Regions from separate parts of the Mus musculus genome. Here region 1 is linked to region 2. A link is a loop called in an ENCODE intact Hi-C map of the cell type or tissue named here. Cell type or tissue: left cerebral cortex. All regions are shown on one strand. Links, peaks and the distances in the headings refer to the core of each region. The heading gives the core; the rest is flanking DNA.

Region 1 (10,519 bases), core at 2,871-7,870, 130 kb after region 2:
CCTCCTTTTTTGCAGGGGAGGTCATGGGGGTTCATGGCCCTGGGAGGACTGAGGAGTGAGTGTGATTGGGATGCATGATGTAAAATTCCCAAATAATCAATAAAAATATTATGTTGGAAAAAAGTTTCTCCCAACTTAGCAACCTTATCTTGGCAATTTCTGTGACATTGGCATAAATAAATTATGAACTTGGAGAACATTGTCTTAAATTATCAATAGGAAAATACAACTTTCCATCAACCATAGAGATAGCTGAGTGGTCTAACTATTCTCTTGATAGGAAAATGACATAATAAATTCATTGTTATAGAGACAGCTTTGACCAAAGCAAAGGAGTACAGAGATATTGCAGAAGCTGGTCACATGATTAATTTTTATATGTCATGAGGTATTGGGAAAGGAAGTAGTTTATATTGTTTGTGATTTCTGTGTCCCTTTTAAAAATTGTAATTTTGTTGTGATTCTTCATCTAAACAAATACATTGTTGCCTAATTTTAATTCTATAGCTTATGCTCTCTTCTCAGGTTGGAGGCAGGGGATTTAATACATGAGTACTGTGTTTATATAATTTCTACCTTTCTTTTTCCAGGTAATATAAAGTCCAGGCCTCCATAAAACCTAGACATGCCCCTGAATGCCATTACAATTTTAGAGAGCATTTTAGCATGTAGGAAAAAGTGTGTGTGTTAGAGTTGATAAAATACATAGAACACATTATTTCACTTAGTTTGACACCACAACACTTTAAGATCAGAGTGATCATTTTACAGAGGAAAACCGGGCTCAGGAAGTTGAGAAGGCTTGCCAGAATTGTGCTTTCAGGGTTAATCCTGCCATAATTCAGAGACTGATGCCACAAAGAGCAGAATCACTCTTTAAGAAGCCCAGGTTCTTCATTCCCTGCTGTTAGTAAAATGTAGAGCCAGGATTCAAAAGCCCAAGCCACATCCTGTACCTCTCTCTTCCTGTTGTCTATGGATCTCTCAGCTATTTCTCCAGCACCATGTCTGCCTGTGTGCTACAGGCTCCCCACCATGATGATAATGGACTAAGCCTGTAAAACTATAAGCAAGTCCCAAGTAAATGCTTTCTTTTATAAGAACTGTAGTCATGGTGTCTCTTCACAGCGGTAAATAGTGACTAAGACATTTCCTTTGATTCCCTGGGGAGTCAGAGGAAAACTTATGGGAGTTGGTTTGCTCTTTCCATCACGTGGATCCCTGGAATTGGACTCAGATCCTTAGGTTTGGAGTCAAGTGCCTTTATCTGCTGAGTCAACCCTTAAGTCTTACCATAACTTCTGGAAAAGAACCGCCATCTGCCAGCGCCTTCCAACAGGAACAAACCCTTCAAAAAGGTATTCCCTTTTTCTCCCTCATGTGGAATATTGATATTTAACACCTGCCTTTCATTAGAAAGATTTGCGGGTTTAAGGATCTGCTAGCTCCTACCCCACCTATTCTAGGGGACTTGGCCACTAGACGTTATTTGAGCTAAGTTCTCCTCTTTGTCCCAGACCCGTGATTACTTAGGAGGAGAAATTCAATGAGGGTGTTCTCTTGGATCATTAAGAACTAGTGAGCAAGATGTGTCACTGAAAAACAGGAATGCCAAAGGACTCCTCAAAGGAGGAAGACAAAGTTTTGGTCCTGGTAGGGTTTGTTTTGCTTTGGAGGCAGGCCCCAAAGTCAGAGAGGATTTGTGGCAATCCTCACTTCCATTCCACTCAGTACACTGCAAACCCATTAAAACCCAGCTGACTGGGGCCAGGGAGATATAGCTCAGCAGGGAAAGGCACCTGCCAACAGACTTCATGATCTGAGTTCCATCCCAGGGACCCACATGATGGAAGAAGCCAACACAGACCCACACACTCCTCTGCCTCCAGTGAATCAACAAATGTCAACACCATGACTCTTATAAAAGCATTTAATTGGGGTTTAGAGAAGTTAGATCCGGTTCTGCCTCCCAGCCCAATGCTCCCCAAAAAGATTCAAAATATATTTACAAATACCTTGGCTGCCTAGGCTCTACTCTGACTAGATCATAACTATAATAACCCAAATAACCAAATATAAAATAACATTTTGCCACGTGGCTGGTTACCTGTGCTCAGGTACCATGCGCCTGTCTCTTCACACCTTCCTGGCGAATCTCCCTGCCTCCTTCTCTCCCAGAAATCTTTTTCCTCCCGATGCCCCACCTTCTATTCCCTGCCTGAGACATAGGTCATAGGCTTTTTAGTTGGCAGGTGAAGCATCTATGCGACACACAAGATGTTCCCTCTCCAGGGGCTTGCGTATAGTTTCAGAGGTTTAGCTCATGTGACTCTTGGTGGGGAGCATGCAGCACACAGGCAGACATGGTGCTGGAGGAATAGCTGAGGGTTCTACATCTGGATCCATGGACATCAGGAAGAGAGAGGGGCACTGAACGAACTTGGTTTGGGCTTTTGAATCTTCAAAGCCAGTGACATGCGTCCTCCAACAAGGCCACAACTCCTGATCCTTAAGTCGTGCCACTCCCCAATGACTAGGCATTCAAATATATGAGCCTGTGGGTGCCATTCTTAGTCAAACCACCACAATAAATAAATTCTAGCTCATTAGTTACTAATGCAAACTTCCTCTTGGCTATTAAGCCAACCCCACCAAATCCAGTACTTCAGGGGATGAGATACAAACAGGCCTCTTCCACTGCCGTACTTGGGGCTGTCCATCACAGTGAACATCACCACCCACCATCAGCCTGCGCTCTCTGTCTCCACTCACCGAGATTTATAGGGGCTTAAGGCAAGAGTCCTCCAGTCTCCCTAAGACTGCACACTGATTTCGTTGTGAAAATAAGACTGGGCCAGAACAGGTAGGGACAGAGACCGTAAAGGAAGCTGTGAGCTCCCGGGGGTTAAGAGCTACTGTTTCAGAAGAAAAACTCTGAAGTAAAATCTCTCAGAAAGATCTTGTTTCCATCCTCATGGCCACAGATCAGCCACTGTGCTCTCTGCCTGTACAGGACTCTGGAGGTCGGTACAGTAGCCGGCCCACAATGTTTTTAACTCATGATATAAATAGTAAGTTGTGATCTGCCTGGCATGGTGGCCCACGCCTTTAGTCTCAGTGCTCAGGGTAGAGGCAGGTGGGAGCACTCAGTGCGAGGCCAGCCTGGTCTACAAAGTGAGTTCCAGGACAGCCAGGGCTACACAGAGAAACCCTGTCATAAAAAAAAAAAAAAAAAAAAAAAAAGAAAGAAAGAAAGAAAGAAAGAAAGAAAGAAAGAAAAAGAAAAAAAAGTGAGACTTTGTGGTCTATGAAGGAAATCATTAAAACAATTAAGATTTACTTCCTTAAAGGGATATCATTTACTTAAACAGTTAAAGGATTCACTAAGCTTTCATTTTTTAAATGCTAGATCATTTTATTTTTAAAAATACTATTGAGTAAAAGTCCTATTTTGGGCCCTAAAGTCAGACTAGTAATGGAGAATGTGGAGCATCACAGAAATCACCTTACCCTACTTTCATTTTGACCTTCGATTCCGCAGCTATTTTAAAAATATACTTCACTCTATGTTTAGAAGAGCATTATTTATTGCTTGAACTAAAACAGCAATTGGTTTCTGTTAATACAGATAAGCTTTCCCAAATCGACCAGCTTCCTGAGTCAACAATTAAAGAAAACAAAAAGAAAGGAGAAATCGTGGCATTACTAAGAGCTACTTTAAAAATGAATAAAGATCAACATGGCTTCTCTGACCTTCATCATGATTCACCTTTGACACATCAAAACACTTCCATCTCTAATTTCTGTCCCTGGTCCTTCCAGGCTTCCACTGCCATCACACAGAGCAACATAATGTTATCACCGACTCACACCTTTCTAGCTTGGGATCTTGAAAAAAAAAAAAAAAAAAAAAAAGATGCCGGTGTAGCTGGAGAAAAGCTGGAGACTTGGAACTGTACCGCCATTGGGGGATGCTTGTCCAGCCCTGGTTACACATACAACTTACTAGTTACAACTTACTAGTTAACCCTCCTCAACCTCAGCCTGAGTCGTTTGCTCTTGGGGGAGGCAGCAATTTTATCCTCAGCTTTAGAGTTTGACCAAGAGTTGGTTTTGGTTTGTTTGTTTTATGTTTTTGGTTTTGTTTTCATCTTGTTTTATTGCTGTTGTTTTCCTTCCTCTTTGCCAATAGTTAAACCTCCCTGCTTCTAATACTTGGTCAAGCAGAGCATCTGACACGGTGAAAGTTGTTGCACTCAAAACCCCTGCCATTATTCCTACCTGCCTGAGAGGTACTTTCTTTCTCATAGTACCGGAAACCAGCCTCCCTCCCCACCCTTTTGCAGCCTGGCCTCACACCTCCAAGCCAATCTGCTGGTCAGTGTTCCGACACGTGGCTTCTTCATTCGATAATGAGCCCAAGAAGCCAACTGTGTAGATCCATTTCCTAGAAAGGATGAGGCTCTCAGAAGCAGCCACATGTGAGTTGACCTTTGGGGGTCCAGAACTAGAGGCCACCACAGGTCATTTGCATGATTCTCAACTTTTAAAAAAGTCATCCGTCTTAATCTCATGTTTATTTGATAATATATGTAAATCATTGCATCTATATATAGAACAGTACATCATATAATTTAGACAAAATAGTGAGTAGGGCAACCCACTTTCACTCTTATATGAATGTACATCTACTAAAGTCTGGAGACAGGTGCTCTCCGCAGCAATCCAGCAGGACTCTGGCTCGTTATCTTCCCACCCCCACCACCTCCCACCCCCGGCAGCAGATACCCAGGCAGTGTGTGTTGACTGAAATGCCCTCCCCACAGCAACATGGCCCTCACTGGGAGAAAGAGCACTCAGGCATCCGTCTGTAAGTTCAGGATCTTCTCATCCCTGCGGGAGCTGGTCTGATCCCAACGGGTACAGTGGGGGAGGGGACTCCTTGGGAACAACCTGTAGCCTCATTCCTCCGCCCCACCAAGAACAAAGACGATCCAACCCCGGGCCTCCCACAGGCTAGACAAGCCCTTTACCGTTGAGCGGCATCCCTGGCTCCTAGTATATCTTGCTTGGATTCTTTTGTGCTGGCTAACTGTACTGTTACAGCAGCGGAATGTGCAGGGGAGTCCTGTGGGGGCAGGGGTTAGGAAGGACCTGCAAAGTCACTTAGGAAACCTCAGACCACTGGGGGCTCCTCTCCCTCTTCTTTGCTGACCTCCCACACAATCTAATTTCGGCTCCTCCTTTCTCGGCTGATACAAAGACCTCGAACGGCTTTGGGGTGGGGGCGGGGCTGGCCTGAGCGGGAAAGAAAGGGAAGCCCACAGCAGGGTGCTTAGCCGAGTGAAAGGGGCTGAAAGTGCCAGACCCTCCAGGCTTCTCTAGCAACAAGGTGAAGGGGAGGGCCGCCCCTCAGGCTTCTCTAGCTACTAGGTGAAGGGGAGCCTATTCAGATTATTGTGACATCAAACAGTTCCCCACATGTAGTTGTGGGCTCACCTTGGGGTTTGAAAGTGTCTACCGGGTATACAGCTCTTACACAATAACTGGTTTGCTTGCTTGTTTTTCTGACATTTTTCGAAATCTGCATGGATCAAACTGTTTTTACATAGATCTGTGGGTTGCTTTCATAAAGCAAAAGAAAACAAAATTTAAAGACCCCCCCTCAAAAAAACCAAAAAGCAAGCCGAGAATCATAATGCTGGGTGGGTGGAAACACCAGACCCAACCCGGGGGGTGGGGGGTGGGAGATGGGCTAGCGGTCTCCCGGTGGGGGAGGCTACAGCTGGCTTTGGGGGCACAGGTGTGACCTTTGCCTGGACAGGGCCACAGGGTCAGCCTGACCTGAGAGAAAATCCGAGGCTAACCGTGACCCACAGAACAGGTTCCCACCGGCAGACTTGCCACCAGCACTGTTGCTGTTTCTCAGGCCTGCTCTGTGGGAATCTGACCATTAGGACAGAAGCAGTAGTAGCCAGTCTCAGTGCACTGGGAAGCACGTGCAAAGAGTGGCAACTCTCCTACACACACTTATACACATCCCTATACATGCACCTATACCTCTAGACACACACCTACACACACATTCCTACTCTCACACCCTTATATATACACACACCCCTACATATACATGCCCCTATAAACACACACACATACACACACACACACATGCACACACACCAAACACAGATACACTTACCTACACACACCCCTACACATACACCTATGCCCCTAGACACATACATACAAACACACTCCTACACACACAAGCCCCCTATGAACACACTCATATACATACACACAACCCTATACACACATAAACTATATGCATACACACACCCCTATAAACACACAACCTATATACACATACATACACACATACCTATATGCATATACACACACCACTACACACCCCTACAATACACACATACACACCTATAAACACACACAAACCTACACACACTGTGGAGTGGGGCTGCTGTAAAGGGCTCCCCTGCTCTCTAAAAAGCAAGAGCGTTATGGATCTCAAGTCTCCCACACTGGACATAGGCATATATTTTGAAATGCTTAACATTTTCTTTTTTTTTTTTTTTTGAGTTAATTTGAGCAATAACCAATTGTAATAGATCTTCATTCATGCCATATGAAGATTACAAGATGAATCTTTTTTTATTTTTTATTTTTTTTTAATTAGGTATTTTCCTCATTTATATTTCCAATGCTATCCCAAAAGTCCCCCATACCCACCACCCCACTCCCCTACCCACCCACTCCCCCTTTTTGGCCCTGGCGTTCCCCTGTACTGGGGCATATAAAGTTTGCAAGTCCAATGGGCCTCTCTTTCCAGTGATGGCCGACTAGGCCATCTTTTGATACATATGCAGCTAGAGACAAGAGCTCCGGGGTACTGGTTAGTTCATATTGTTGTTCCACCTATAGGGTTGCAGTTCCCTTTAGTTCCTTGGGTGCTTTCTCTAGCTCCTCCATTGGGGACCCTGTGATCCATTCAATAGCTGACTGTGAGCATCCACTTCTGTGTTTGCTAGGCCCCGGCATAGTCTCACAAGAGACAGCTATATCTGGGTCCTTTCAGCAAAATCTTGCTAGTGTATGCAATGGTGTCAGCGTTTGGAAGCTGATTATGGGATGGATCCCTGGATATGGCAATCACTAGATGGTCCATCCTTTTGTCACAGCTCCAAATTTTGTCTCTGTAACTCCTGCATTTTCTTTATATGTATTGATAGGAACATTTAAAATTTGCTTTCGTGGAAATTATGCGTATGTATGTGGTATATGTTTTACAGAGTGTGTGTGTGCCCGTGTGTGGAAAACTATCTCAGGTGTAAACTATCTCTAGTCAGGGTATAAAGCACCTATGAGAATTACCTTTGTTTTTCTAGATTTTCACAGAGCTCTAAACACATACACAAAAACACACAAAACAGAAACCAACAGATCTAGACACACTCGACCCTTTCTTGTCCTCCACAAGCAGGCAAAAGAATTAGACGATGTTGGAGGGGGAAGCTTCCGCTTCAACATGTGCACATGTGTGTAGGCTAAGTGGGAGTCAAGGCAGTCTTCCTCCATCTCTTACTATGTTCTTTTTCCAGACACATCTGTCATTGGAGCTCAGGATTCAGCTAGACTGGTCAGCCAGCAGACTCCAGGGATCCCCATCTCTGCCTCTTGAGCATTCAGAGAGGTCCTTTCTTGGCTTCTGGAATTCGGCGAAGATCCTGGCAAGCCCAGCCTTTGGGCCCATGGCTGCCTCTGACTCACCATAGGCCTCTGATGAGTCCAGTGACATGTTCTACCAACAGATACAATTTTTCAAAAGCTGGAGTTTTATCCTGGGGCCCCTTGACTCCTTTGGTCTCCTTAAGTTCTCTTCTCCTTCTTCTCCTTTTTCTTCTCTTTTTCCTCTTTCTCCTCCTCCTCCTCCTCCTCTGCAGCTTTCCAGTCTGTCCTGACATGTACACACCCATTCTGCAGTCCACCTATAGATGGTCCCATTAGCATAGAGACAATATGAGGGAGGGATTTGTTCTGACTTCTTTTAATCATGTCTACCTTTTTGTTTTATTCTCCATTCTCTCTTTTTCTTTTTAAAATCAATTTTAATTATTTTTATTAATTTTAAGTTGTTATACAAAATAATAGATTTTATGGTAACATTTGCATATGCATGTATCCTCACTGTTATACCTCCTTAAGGAAACTGCATTCCCAAAACTTCCCAGCGTGTCTCTTGAAGGCTTTATTTTCATGTAAGGAAAGAAAACATGCAAAGAAGGCAAATCAGAATCCCAAACCTCAAGCTTCAACAAGGAGTGGCCCGTCTGCCAGCCACTCCCCATGTGTGAACTTGTCTAATAATCTTTTCAATCCTGAGACATAATTTGGGTGACTAATATCCCCTGGGATAGGCCAAACACTTGATCCCTCCCCACCACGCCCAGATCCTCAAGTGGGTCTCAAAAACATGCTGATTGTTATGCTAGGCCAGAACCTTCAAAGCAAGATGCTGCCCTCTTCCTGCAATGGCTGGCCTTGACAGAAGCCTTAGAAAGATGGTTGGTAGAGGCAGCTGGGGGGGAGGGGGAGAGACAGCTGTCAGGCTTTTGAGAGAAGTCAGAAGAAAACGAGGGAAGAGAGAGGATGAATAAATGAAGAGGTGGGTGAGGGAACTCAGTTGGGAAGACACCCTCTGGCCATCTGGATTTGCACAAGGAGAACAACCTGGGAGTCCCTCCCATCTGCCGCATTCCAGTGCCTGAACTCATATCGGCGCCCGGGCTGGCAGGGAGCCGCCTTTCTTGTTGAGGTCTGCAAAGTGCAGAGTACGGGAAAGCCTGAGACAGGTTTAGGTGGGGGAAAGAGGAAATAGGCTATTCGTCATCAGGTTTCTTTGCTTGCACCAAAGGATCAGAGATGTGACATTACCTCCCTGCGTTCAGGGCCTCTACTTCTCTCCCTGCCCCCACAGTAGGGTTCAAGACCTTAAATTACAGAGATGAAGAATTTCGCATCTCTCTGGAAAACCAGTCAGGCTTTTTGTTCCCCTTCCTGCTCGCTCCTTTTAAATCCTGGGATTTTCCATCATTAACCATCAAATGAATTCTTAAATAGTTTCTTGCTAATCCCTGTCTAGGTGATTACACACACACACACACACACACACACACAGAGAGAGAGAGAGAGAGAGAGAGAGAGAGAGAGAGAGAGAGAGAGAGAGAGAGACAGGCTGAAGCAAGCAGCAGGGAGCCGTGTATTGATGACAGCAATCCTGAAATTATTTCAAAGAGAAGGAATGCCCTGGGGGTTTGCCGGCAATAAGTCCTTCAGAGGTCTAGGGAAGCTGATCTGGGGGGGGGGGGAGCCTGATTGCCCCATCCCTAAGCTGCCCTGTGGGTGTGGCTGCTCCAGGCCCCCCCCTCCCTTTTGGATTTTACATTTTATTTATTTAGTTATGACTATGACAACTATCCCAATTTCCTAGGAAGTTTTCTCTTGATACTGCTGCTGTACCAAGGTATAAGGGCTGCAAGTCTCATCAGATATACGGACCATAATTTTTGACTGCAAATCATGATGCTGGGTAATGTTTGAATGAAAACATTTGATATGGATGGTTAAACGAAAGATACCAAAAGGTCCCTCTCTTGAGAAGTAGGTCGGTGGCTTGGAACTCTGGGACTTATCACTCAGGAAGGGCTGTGTAGGAGGATAGGTGGCTTAAGAAGACAGCTCACTGTAGTCACAAACCTTAGAGACTCCATTTTCTGGTCAAGAAGACATTCTGCTTTTTAGCTTTCAAAATACTATCGCTGGAGACCTGATGTAACAATTTATTTAGCATGCTAAACTGTGGATGGAAACAAACAAACAAACAAACTGCTGATGTAGTTTGATTGTTGCAGTTTTTAAAAATCCCATGCAGGAGGCTCCCTTCATCCAGAGTTTGCAGCTTATTTTAAAAAAGGAGCCACCCACCGATATGTGGATTTTTATTGCAATTACTCATAGGCTGAATATTATTCCACCATAAAAAAATAGTAAAGCTCTATCCAGGCAGTGTCACAGATGACTCTCAGAAGCACGATGCTAGGACAGGCAAGATAGCTCTGGGAAACAGGCCTGATGCACAGCCAGACAACCTACATTCAACCTGCAGAAATCATTTAAAGGTGGAAGGAGGGAAGAGACTTCGCAGAGCTATCTGTCCTCTGACCTACACACACACACACACACACCATACACATTATGTACACACACTCACACTCACATATATATATATATATATATATTTATATATGTGTGTATATATATGTATACAAACATATATATACATATATATATATATACACACACACACATGTACACAGACACCATATATACACATATACACACCACACACACAAACACAACAATAATAAACATGTTTTTATAACGGATCATGCTAAGTGAAAGAAGCCACAAGAGGCCACATGGTACGTGATTTCATAAAGTGCCC
Region 2 (10,519 bases), core at 2,940-7,939:
CGATATCCTAGTAACTTTTCTCTTCCACTACCACTACCTCTGCTTATTTAAATTAGGTTGCAAAAAATGTATGTCTACACAAGACCACTTTGTTATCTTCACCATCAATTCCCAAGTACCCCCACATGCATTCCCATTGGTTCCCAGTTATTTTCGGGAGCTTGGTTCTGGTTCTGTCTCTGACTAGACTCATACAACCAGGCCACTTGGGAAATCCTGTGTAGCCACTGCAGCTCAGGGTAGCTTGTCTTTGGAGGTTAAGTTCTAAAGTCTGCCTTCAGGGCAAAAGGCAAGTGTAATTGAAAAAAAATCATTCTCTCTCTCTCTCTCTCTCCCTCTCTCTCTCTCTCTCTCTCTCTCTCACACACACACACACACACACACACACACACACGTCCCTTAGCTGGGACTTGGTCACTATATTCAAAAACCAAGAACTTCCATGTCTCTTTGCATCATTCCTGTAGCTTCCCTTTCCCTAGGGACTGCTGACCCAGACCCCACCCACCCTGAGCAAGAAATGGCAAAGCAGCGTACCCCCACCCACCCACACATTCAGCGAGAGCAGTTGATTTCAGAAGTTAAACTGAGTGTATGATTTGACCCCTTTGTATCTGGAGGGCGTAGCTAGGTGCTGTCTGCAAATAGGAGCCGTGGGTCCCTGCCCTCACAGAACCTATAACCCAGTTAGAGATTACATCACCCCCTGAAGATGAATAAAGCTTAAACCTCAGAACTGCCAGACATGTGCTGCCTGCATTCAAGGGATGAAGAAATTGCTCTAAGGTAGGCTAGTTCTTGGAATTGAAGGGTTATTTTTGTTTGTTTTTTGGTTTTTTTTTTTTAAAGATGAGCTGACTCAGCACAACTCAGTGTTTCATGCACACCTGGGAGCAAATAACCGTATTTTTGTTTTAGCTCCACTGTTGCTATTTAAAACACAGAATTCACTGCCATATTGGTACAGAAATATGTTAAATCCAGGTCCTTGGGGCCACGTACCATAGAATGCCAGTACTTCCAAACTGTAAAATCTTAAATGGTAGTGTATTGTTCCTAATATGTCTTCTAAGTCTCCTTTGACTACTGCGGTTTCTTCTCCCTACTCTTGGGACTCAAGGTGACACAGCAGTTCTTAGAAGATGGCCCCAAGCCACTCACTCTGTTGTAGGAATGAGATCAAGGAAGCAAATGCCTGGGTGCACATCCTCTGACCCCTGGCGAGAGGCCGTCAGGTCGCATCCTTTAGCTGTCAGAAGGAGCTTGACCCATAGCCAGTTGGGCTGAGGGTGACTAGGAAGAGAGTCCATGTACTGATACTTAAATAGATAGCCCTGACCTACATGGGAAGCAGTTCAATGAATCAACACACTGTAATACATTTCCAGAACTCAGCAGCTTGCCAATGCCTCCACATCTGAAGGTCGTTTCTGAGGTTTCCTCTTACAAAAAGAGCACAGGCGTGAGCCAGAAATACCACCTTCACAACCAGATCTTGATTAAGATTCTGCCTAAGTAGCTGGAAAGCTTCGGGTAAGACATTTCATGACCTTCAGCTCCTGTTTCTCCATCTACGAAGGGGTCGAATGGACTGCATGATCTCCAGCTACATCCGACAATTGAGTAAGTCCAACAGTCAACAAGCATCCAAGTGAGGAGAGAACAGTAGGCCTGGGATGCGCTCAGACAATATGGAGGAGACCGAACAAACAAACGAACAACCCAAAAGGAGAAAATGAAGACTAGGAGTGAAGCAGACTTCTCTCCATGAACGCAGCTCCTCCCAGGTGATCATACACAGATACATCCTTGCCCAGAAGAGAGCCAAGTGAGTGAGTCACAGGATAGATTCTATTCAGTCATCACTTTGTACCTTCCACGGCTAGAGATGACTGGGCCCCACCTACCAAGGAGAGGGAGGATTAAAGTGCTTATAACCCAACCTCAGTCACTCAGCTGTCTGCTTAATAACTGCTGGAGTCTTATGTAATTTATCTCCGGGAAACATAGATAAAGTTTAAAGTGCCTAATCCAATGTGACAGTCCCCAAATATCAGCAATATCCAGTGTGTTTTGGGGGCTCTCAGACACAGTATTACTCCCTATAAAATCTTAACTAAAGCTATTACTGAATATATAGATGGCATTATAGGAAGTTTAAAATCCAAAATAAATAATAGAAAGGAAGAAAGAAAAGAGAGACAAGGCCTTATGTTATGATATGTTATGATATGTTATGATACATTCTCTATAGCTGTGCATTTATCTTATACGCCCGCCCACCTATCTTCTGCCTCAAAGTCATAAGTTCAAGAAGTTTGCTTCTGCAATGAATCTAAGGCGGAGTAAAGTTTAGCTGCTTTGGTGTTCATAAGTCTGATTGAGAGTTCAGGATATTAATTTAAAACAAGAGCCTTCGGTTTTAATGTGAGGTGATCACAGACTCACCAAACACTTACCACACCTGTATGGCAGCTGGCATCTAACACTGTAGGCCTAGAGATTCTACTTTTAAATGCATCGCTATCAACAGCTTCCATTTAGCCAACAGGTGTCCATGCTGGGCAGACCGGGCAGACACTAAGCATTTTGCGTGTTCTTTTAATCTTCACAACAACCCAGAAACACCTACACTGTACAGGTGAAGAAACCACAGCTCGAAGCAAATGGTTATCAGTGCCAATGACCAAGAAACCTAAACTCAGCTGTCTATCCCCAGGTCCCTGAGATGTTGTCACTGAGTTTGGAAACTGGGCCCAGAGTCCCATCAGTCTCACTGGCTAGCACTGACACCCACCTTCTTCTCCGTAAAAGGAAGCCATGGGCATGATATGACTCTCCTCAGAGGATTGATGCTATTCTTGAACCTGGGAGAGTATATCACAAGATGAACCCACAGCCTCCTGGAATGCAGATTCTGCCTCTAGGTTCTAGGGTGTGGCCCAGTACCCCTTGCCATGGGTCTCTTCTCATCTGAGGGTCTGACCTGGTACTCCCATCTGTCGTCCTCTACAACAGTGGTTCTCAACCCTCCTAACACTACAACCCTTTAACACAGTTCTTCATGCTGTGGTCACCCCACACATACACCATGACTCCCCCCCCCACACACACACCATAAAATTATTTCATTGCTACTTCATAACTAATATTACTACTCTTATAAATCGTAATATAGATATCTGATATGCAACCGCTGTTAAGGGGTCACAACCTACAGTTTGAGAAACACTGCTCTATGGCTTTTTTTTTTTAAAGGCACCAGAACTTGTCTTGGGAGGACCTGTAGCAGCTGTAATAGCAGAGAAGCCCTGCGGTAGTGACAAGTTTTAGCAGGCCCAAGGCTGCTCACCTTAATGACAACAGTGATTCCTGGCTAAAGGCACAATTTGAAATCATTGTCCTCAGGACATTTCTTGCCCCAGTTTCCCCCCATTATAATGTCTGCTTGGACATGTCCATCCAGGAAGCCAATCTCTGTGGTCTGATACAGACAGAATGCTAAATAAAGGCAAAGAATGTTTTCCCTCTGTTGGCCCACAGTCACTTCTATACTAAGTTCAAATCCTCCATGGGTAAATGTATGTGTTTCTCGAATAGTGTTTGAGATTTGAAATGTCATCCTCTTGAGTTGACAAACAAACAAACAAACCCTCTCACTTCAGATTTACAGCTGACCAACAATTATTTTCGGGAGAATGCCACGCCTGCAGAGTCAGACCCCCTCCCTGCCCGGGACTATCCCACCCACAATAGACTTCTGCTTCACCTAGCAGGTGGTATCAGAAAAATCTGACCTTAAGATTTTGAAGTCCACAATATGCACAAACCCCAAAGTTGTTAAATATCCGAAAAGGGAGTTTTCTCCAGTTTAAAATAATTCTGGCCTCTCCTTTCCCCTTGGCTGCACTCTGTTCTCTCCGGTCTGCTGGTCCTGGAAGGACCTGGGTTCAACTCAAGACCTGGGCGGGGAGGAGGACCTTTTGTTGTGGGAATGAGCATGGATCAAGAATTTAACCCCACTGCGACTGGGCGACTAAGCTCCAGAAAATCTTCCCCAATCAAAGAACTGGGTCATGTGGGAGCCAACACTGTTTAAAAGGCAGAGCCAGTCGCTTTCTCCTGGAAGAAACACTTGGGAGGATGACTGTCACTTCCGAACCTTCTTTTCTAAGTCCCTCCTAGAAGGGGCACTTTGCTCTAACTCCTCCGTGAGGCCCACCCAGCACTGGGGCCGGAGGATCCTTGAGTGCTGCTGATCTATCAGGGAGCTGGGAGGGGGAGCTAGCACACCGACTCGAAGAAGCCTGTTTTCACAGCTGAGCTAGTCCTGAGGAACAGGTGCTTTTTAAGAAGCATGTTAAAGTATCTCCTGCAGGAGAGCCCACTCTGCAGGGAAAGTCATACGGGACAGCGAAAAGTGGCTTCCCAACTTCCACGCGGCGCGCGAACGAGGGAGGGGACCGGACGGTCGGAGAGTTGGAGAAAGGCCTGCATTTCCCTGGAAGACTTCCCGCAACCCTGTGTCCCATCACTGTCCCTAGTGCACACGTGAAGCTCAGCAAAGCGTGCCACCTGCCGGGGTCCCTGCAAACTAAGCCCGAAGTGGAGAACCGCGGAAAGCACTTCAGGGGAGGGGGAAAGTCAAGTATCCCGGGGCCGGGCCCGGGGTTTGTCCCTTCGGCTCTCCTCACTCCCGGGAGGCGCCGTGTGCAGGGCGCGGCGGGCCCGGATCTCTCAAGTCTTGGGCCGAAGAAGTGCGAGCGGGCAGGGCAGGGCAGGGCAGGGCAAGGTAGGGAAGGCCAGGGCAGAGCAGAGCCGAGCTGGGCTAGCCCACGGATAGGCTCTGGGCACGCGGGACGGGCGGCAGCAGGGCGCGCCCTCGTTCTCCCTGGCGCAGCGCGGCGCCCCGGTGGGGATGGGAAGAGTCGGGGAACTCACAGCCGCTTGTCCTCCGGCTGCAACTGCCAGTGCATGGCGAGCGAGAAGCCGAAGAGGCTCCCGGGATCCCCCGATTTCCGGATCACGTTGTCCTCGCGGGTGTCCAGGTTGAAGGCTGTACCCAGCCGGGCTAGAAGCCCCGCGGACAGGTAGAGCAGGCACAACTGGCCCGCGACCGCCATGGGCGCGCGCGGTGGGAGGGACCCGCGGAGCTGCTGCGGCCTCTGTGCGCGCGGGCTCGGGGCCGGGGCCGGGCTGCCTGGCGCGCCGCTGCGGCCACTTGGCCTCGGTCGCCCCTGCGCGCGGCCCCACCCCCGGCCGGCTCACGCTCACTGTGCGGCCGCTCCCCCACGCCCGCAGCTAGCTGCTGCTCAATGAGCCCGTTGTTCTCTGGAGACTCTCAAGCGTTTTATCGAGTGACCGGGACTCCGGCCCCGCCCCGCCCCGCCCCGCCCCTCCCGAGGCCCCGCCCGCCACACGCACCTTCCCTGCCGGCCCCGCCCCGCAGCGGCGCACCCGCCGCAGCCCTCCCACCTTCCCGCCACCTGCCCGGAAGCGTCCCGGAGCTTGGCAAGACTAGCCAGGCTTTTTTTCTACCTGTCACTGAACTGCGGGCCTCATAGGGCTGACTTGCAAAGACATCCGTTCTCCAAGGGTTCAAGACGCGCCTAAGTATGCCCAGCTCTTGGGGTTGGCTTGATGTTGCATACTCGCTGGCTCCCCAGGGACCCAAACGTCGAAAACGTTGCTGTGCTACTTAAAAACACACTGTTTCATTCAGGCCTAGGAAGCGGGCTTCTCTGTGCTGATGAGTTTTGGTTTTTTTTTTAAAAAAAAAAAAAAGAAAGAAAGAAAAGAAAAGAAAAGAAAAGAAAAGAAAAGAAAAGAAAAGAAAAAAGTCAACTCAGATTTTTGTGGGAAGATCTCTAGGTAGGGAACACTGAGTCCTTCTATCTTGGGCCCTGGAGTTTAGCTATTGTCCCCTTTTCTTACCCTAAGTTTCCTAGTCTAGTTAGAACTGCATAGATAGAGACAGCTAGAGGTCCGTGTGGGTGGCTTGAAGGCTTGAGTCTCGCGGGCATAGGGTGGGGCTTTCCAGCGAGGTGTTGGCTTTTGAGGCATGTTTATTTTAGGATAGAAAAACTTGCTTCAGGGACGCTCAGAACTTGGTTGAGAACAAACAATATACATTTTAGTGAACCATTTTTTATTATCCTCTGACATTTAGATTAGCATGTTTTCTCTTATGAATGTAGACAGTAAACCACAAAGGCAGGAGACTGTACCAACAACCCAATTATCAGTAGAAAATACTGTTTTATCCAGAAAAGTTGGTTGTTGCAGATGTTTCAAATTACAGTTGTTATTAGGTAGCTACTCTGCTAGATCTCGATGTATGTCAATAAAGAAGCAATTTATTACTATAGAAAAAAATGTTAACATTTTGACATATGTTAATATAATCGATTTTCTTCTTAAAAACATGTATGTTGTGCATAGGGTCTTGGTTTTCAGTAACTTACTGAACGGGCCTTGTTCTACCCTGTCTCCTATCGATGTAATTTAATATTTTAACCAAAAGCCACCTGAGGAGAAAAGAGTTTGTTTTATCTTACATTTCCAGATAATAGAACTCAGGACGGGAACCTGGAGCAGAGACCATGGATAAAAACTGCTTAGTGGTGTGCTCCCTCTAGTTGTGTTGAGCCAACTCTCTATACAAGTCAGGACCAACTGCCCAGAGCTGGGTAACAATCACAGTGGGCTGTACACTCCTGATGCTGGAAAGGGCCTTTCCATGGAACCTAACAGGCATGCATAGGAAATAGAAGCAGGGTGCAGTCCCAAGGGAGACCCAAAGCGTCCTTCTACATCTGTACCAAGAGAACAGCTGGAGCTACTCAGAGAAGCTATGTGAATATCACGTGTGGTCTTCACAGGTGGCAGCAGCTGCCAGAGTGAGTCCCCAGCAGATGTGCCACTTCCCAAACAACTAGTAATCTCACATCTTGCCCTGGGTGAGGTATAATGGATCTAAATGCACACGAGATCTTGAAGATCACACGGTTTGAACAAGCGCTTCTGAAGGACATTGAGAAACTGTTAGAAATGACTGTCTAGTGAGGTAGAAAATATCAGCAGTGTGATTTTTAGTGGGTGTCACTCACAACCGTTTTCTTCTTTCATGTATGGCAACCACTATCCCTGAAAGACAGGTCCAATTGATGATGGTTGGACATAAGGAACCTCAAGGTCATTGTTACCTTCTTGATTTCAATCCTCAAGTTGACATTTAAACATTTAATCGCAAGGTAGTTCTCAGCCAGGAGCCAGTGATGTAGCTGCCATGTTGCTGAAATACTTCTGAACTGGTTAAGAAAGCTGTGCTGAACAGCCAAACCCTGCGCATATGTCCCAGATCCATCAGATTCCACTCAAGTCCAAGCCCTGTACTGCAACTGCTCCCTCTGACCAGTCATGCTCAAGTCCTATTAGCCAATGGCCATTCTGAACATCCCTCCTCCTCCTAAGACTAATTCTAGGCTGTGGAGAACCCGTCATTCCCTTCCTTAGACATATTGGCAAATAATACATGAATGGTCATTGTTACCTTCTTGATTTCAATCCTCAAGTTGACATTTAAATTACAGTAAATTAAATTTAAATATTACAAATGCACAGTGCAAATCGAATGGTACTTGTAGAGATGAAATCTGGTCTGAAGAAGGCTGAGACGCTTGTTCTGGAATATGCCCGTACTGGGTAAGAAACTATCAGTTGTTGTGCCTGTCTGTCTTCCACCTGTTTCCTGCCTAGGAAGCCAAACATCCCTGGTGTTGAGTCAAACTCTCAGACTCCTAACAGAATCTCTTGGAAGATTGTCATTGCTTCCTATGGAAATCTGGCCTTGAACTCCATAGATAGTTGAAGATGACCTTGAACTCATTATCCTCTTGACTCCACCACCAAGTACTTCAGTTACAGGTGTGTGTCTGTGTCACTAATTCCCATTTTTTCTTTCTTGTCTGTCTGTCTGTCTGTCTGGTTGGTTTTGGTTTTGAAGATAGGGTTTCTCTATGTAACCCTGGCTGTCCTGGAACTCAGCCTGTAGACCAGGTCTATAGACCTCAAATTCAGAGGTCAAAATCCTGCCTCTCTGATCCCAGTAACCCCAAGTGCTGGGATTGAAGGCGTGTGCCACCACTACCTGGTTTATTCTCTGTTTTTTAGTCTGTTTGAGACTCAGTTATCATTTCCATTCCAAGACTGAGCTGCATATTTTACAGAAGCGTATTATAACGTGGAGGTTAAAAGGTTGGTCTGTACCCACTGAGGCTATTGCAGTCTCTGGGGCCGATGATGAAAGGAACTGAGACCCTTAAAAATTATGAGATAAACACAGAGGGAGGGAAGCCCACAGTTTTCCTGGGAAAATGATGAGACAGAAAGATCTGCCACTGGTTGCTAATTGATGTAGGGGTGCCCAGCCCACCGTGGATGCTACCAACCCCAGGCAGGTTGTCCTGTGGTATATATAGAGCTGACTGAGAGAAGAGGCAGAGATAGAAAGAGATAAATAGGTGTATGGATGGAGAGAGTGGTGTAAGAATTCAAACCTGGTGATACAAGCTTACTGACCACCCAAGTCAGAGTCTGTGTATGTGTACGTGCATGCATGTGTCTGTGTACACGCCTATAGAAAACATACACATTGCAAGAAGAGGCTTTGTAAATTTAGTTACCTGGGAAAACTACTGTATTTAAATGAAGACTTAGGAAGATTCCCATGAGTTGGAGGCCAACCTGGGCTACCTAGCATAAACCTGTCTCAACCTCTCCTTTTCTCTAAAAAGGCTTAGAAAACAAAAGGAAATCTGAGAGTCTAATTATACTATCTCAGAAGAAACTTTCACATCCCGGAAATCTTCACTGCAAAGGCAGTGAGAGCTATGAGCAGAGATGTTCACTCGAACGAAGATTTTGGAGTTCTTAGTTTTATTGGTGTCTTAGTTTTACCCGTATACTTGACAAATAAAAATGTTATTTATTTAATATCTCACCATTAGTAGGGGAATTTTCAAGTATTTTTAAAGTACTGGTCACCCAAAGAGAAGGACAAAGAAGTTGTGCCATATCCAATATAGTTTCTGTTTCCTGGGAACTGGAATCACTCTGCTATTAGAGAATATCCTATATGCTGCTTTTCTGCAGCATAGAAATTCTTCCACGTCAGTGAAACATTTTAACCCAGGCTTACATTTCCTGGGAACCCTTCAAAGAGAGGTCGTGTGTCAGAGGTTAGCCCGGTCTGCGGGACCTTGTCCTTGCCTCACATCCTGCCTCTGCCTTATAACCATGGGGCTGTTTCATTTTCTCAACTGTGCAGTGGGAATGACCTGCCTCCCCAGGACCTCGCTGTAGAAGGGATTAACCGAGTTGATAAAGCATAATATGTCCATAATGTCGCACTAGAGCCACCCTCCACTCAGGCTCAGGCTTGCCCATGAGCTTTCAGGAGCTAGGCATCCTGACCCCTGTTATAGTCTTATGAATGAAAAGTGGACATTGAATGGTTTCAAATGAGGCTATTCTCAATGATAGGAAGTTTTCTCTTCCATATCAAATTGTAATATTTTTAAGTTGTTTTATTTGTTATTTCCTATGTTAAGTCATTTATTTGTTAAGTTGTTTATTTATTTATCAGTTGTTATACATTGTATCTTCCTGGGACAAATGTTTCTTTGGTTGAGGTCAGAAAAATCCCACTGCCAGCTGTCTCTTATTTTAACACCCAGATCTATTTTAAAGTAAATTGCTCTTGAATGTTTCTAATTCATTTACAATGAGGTCATTAAAATGGGGTAGACTGCAGAGTATTTCATGGTGCCATTTTAGGGTGAGAGTCTTTTTTTTTTTTTTCCTCCAGAGAAATTTTCTAAGCCAGGGAGCTACATTTGCCAGCCAGAAAAAAAATTATAAAGCTTAAACAAATCACGTTCAATGGAACAGCAAGTTCCCAACTCTGAGATGAGATCTCTGCCATGGCAAACTTGGTTCTCCAGCCCAGACACTCATTATTAGAAAAAAACACGAAGCCCTAGGTATTCCTTGTCTTGCACAGTACAATCTTGAAAAAGCTAAGAATGAGTTATTTTGGAATTAACTCATTGAAGGGAAAAACTATCGGCTGTGTTAGTCAGCCTCTTGTCTCCGTGACACAACGAGCAAACAGCCTGAGGAAGGGTTTATCTTGGTTTATGGTGTAGAGGCTTCAGTCCATTGGAGACATTGTTTCTGGGCTCTGAGGAAGCAGAGCATTGAGATGCAAGGATGTGGGAAGCAGAGCTTTTGGACTTCGTGACTACCCAGAAGTTGGACAGAGAAGGATCCAGAGCAAGTAGCCCCAGGGACAAGTCCCCATTGACCCACTTCTTCTGAGTAGGTCCCACCCCCACAGGATTCCATCACCTCCAAGTAACTCCATCAAATTATGAATCCCTCCGTGGGCATAGCCTCACCCACTGCCCACCTCGGGCCCTGGAACAAATGACCTCTCTAGCTGTCACGTCTCTTTCCT

What was found. A loop is a pair of places that touch in the nucleus more often than their neighbours do. Peaks named below come from ENCODE experiments on the same cell type or tissue, not always from the same donor. Only the 100,000 strongest peaks of a DNase experiment are listed, where the experiment ranks them.
Region 1: it touches region 2 in a loop (1.9-fold over the local background); 1 of 42 quality-filtered maps calls a loop at or near these places.

The regions. Positions count from the first base shown.
Region 1 is chr2:71,650,658-71,661,176 of GRCm38, reverse strand. It overlaps Gm36909 (a long non-coding RNA gene), which reads right to left and starts at 5,500. Exons shown (of 3, transcript XR_866411.2): 1 at 5,034-5,500; 2 at 4,360-4,447; 3 at 3,493-3,655. In left cerebral cortex, for the core only: no CTCF peak of the experiment used is centred there; a DNase peak (open chromatin) is centred at 5,008; H3K4me3 peaks cover 620 bases.
Region 2 is chr2:71,781,743-71,792,261 of GRCm38, reverse strand. Itga6 (integrin alpha 6) reads right to left here and starts at 5,323. Exons shown (of 26, transcript NM_008397.4): 1 at 4,942-5,323. The coding sequence starts at 5,123. In left cerebral cortex, for the core only: no CTCF peak of the experiment used is centred there; DNase peaks (open chromatin) are centred at 4,294, 4,992 and 5,271; H3K4me3 peaks cover 2,414 bases; H3K27ac peaks cover 1,372 bases.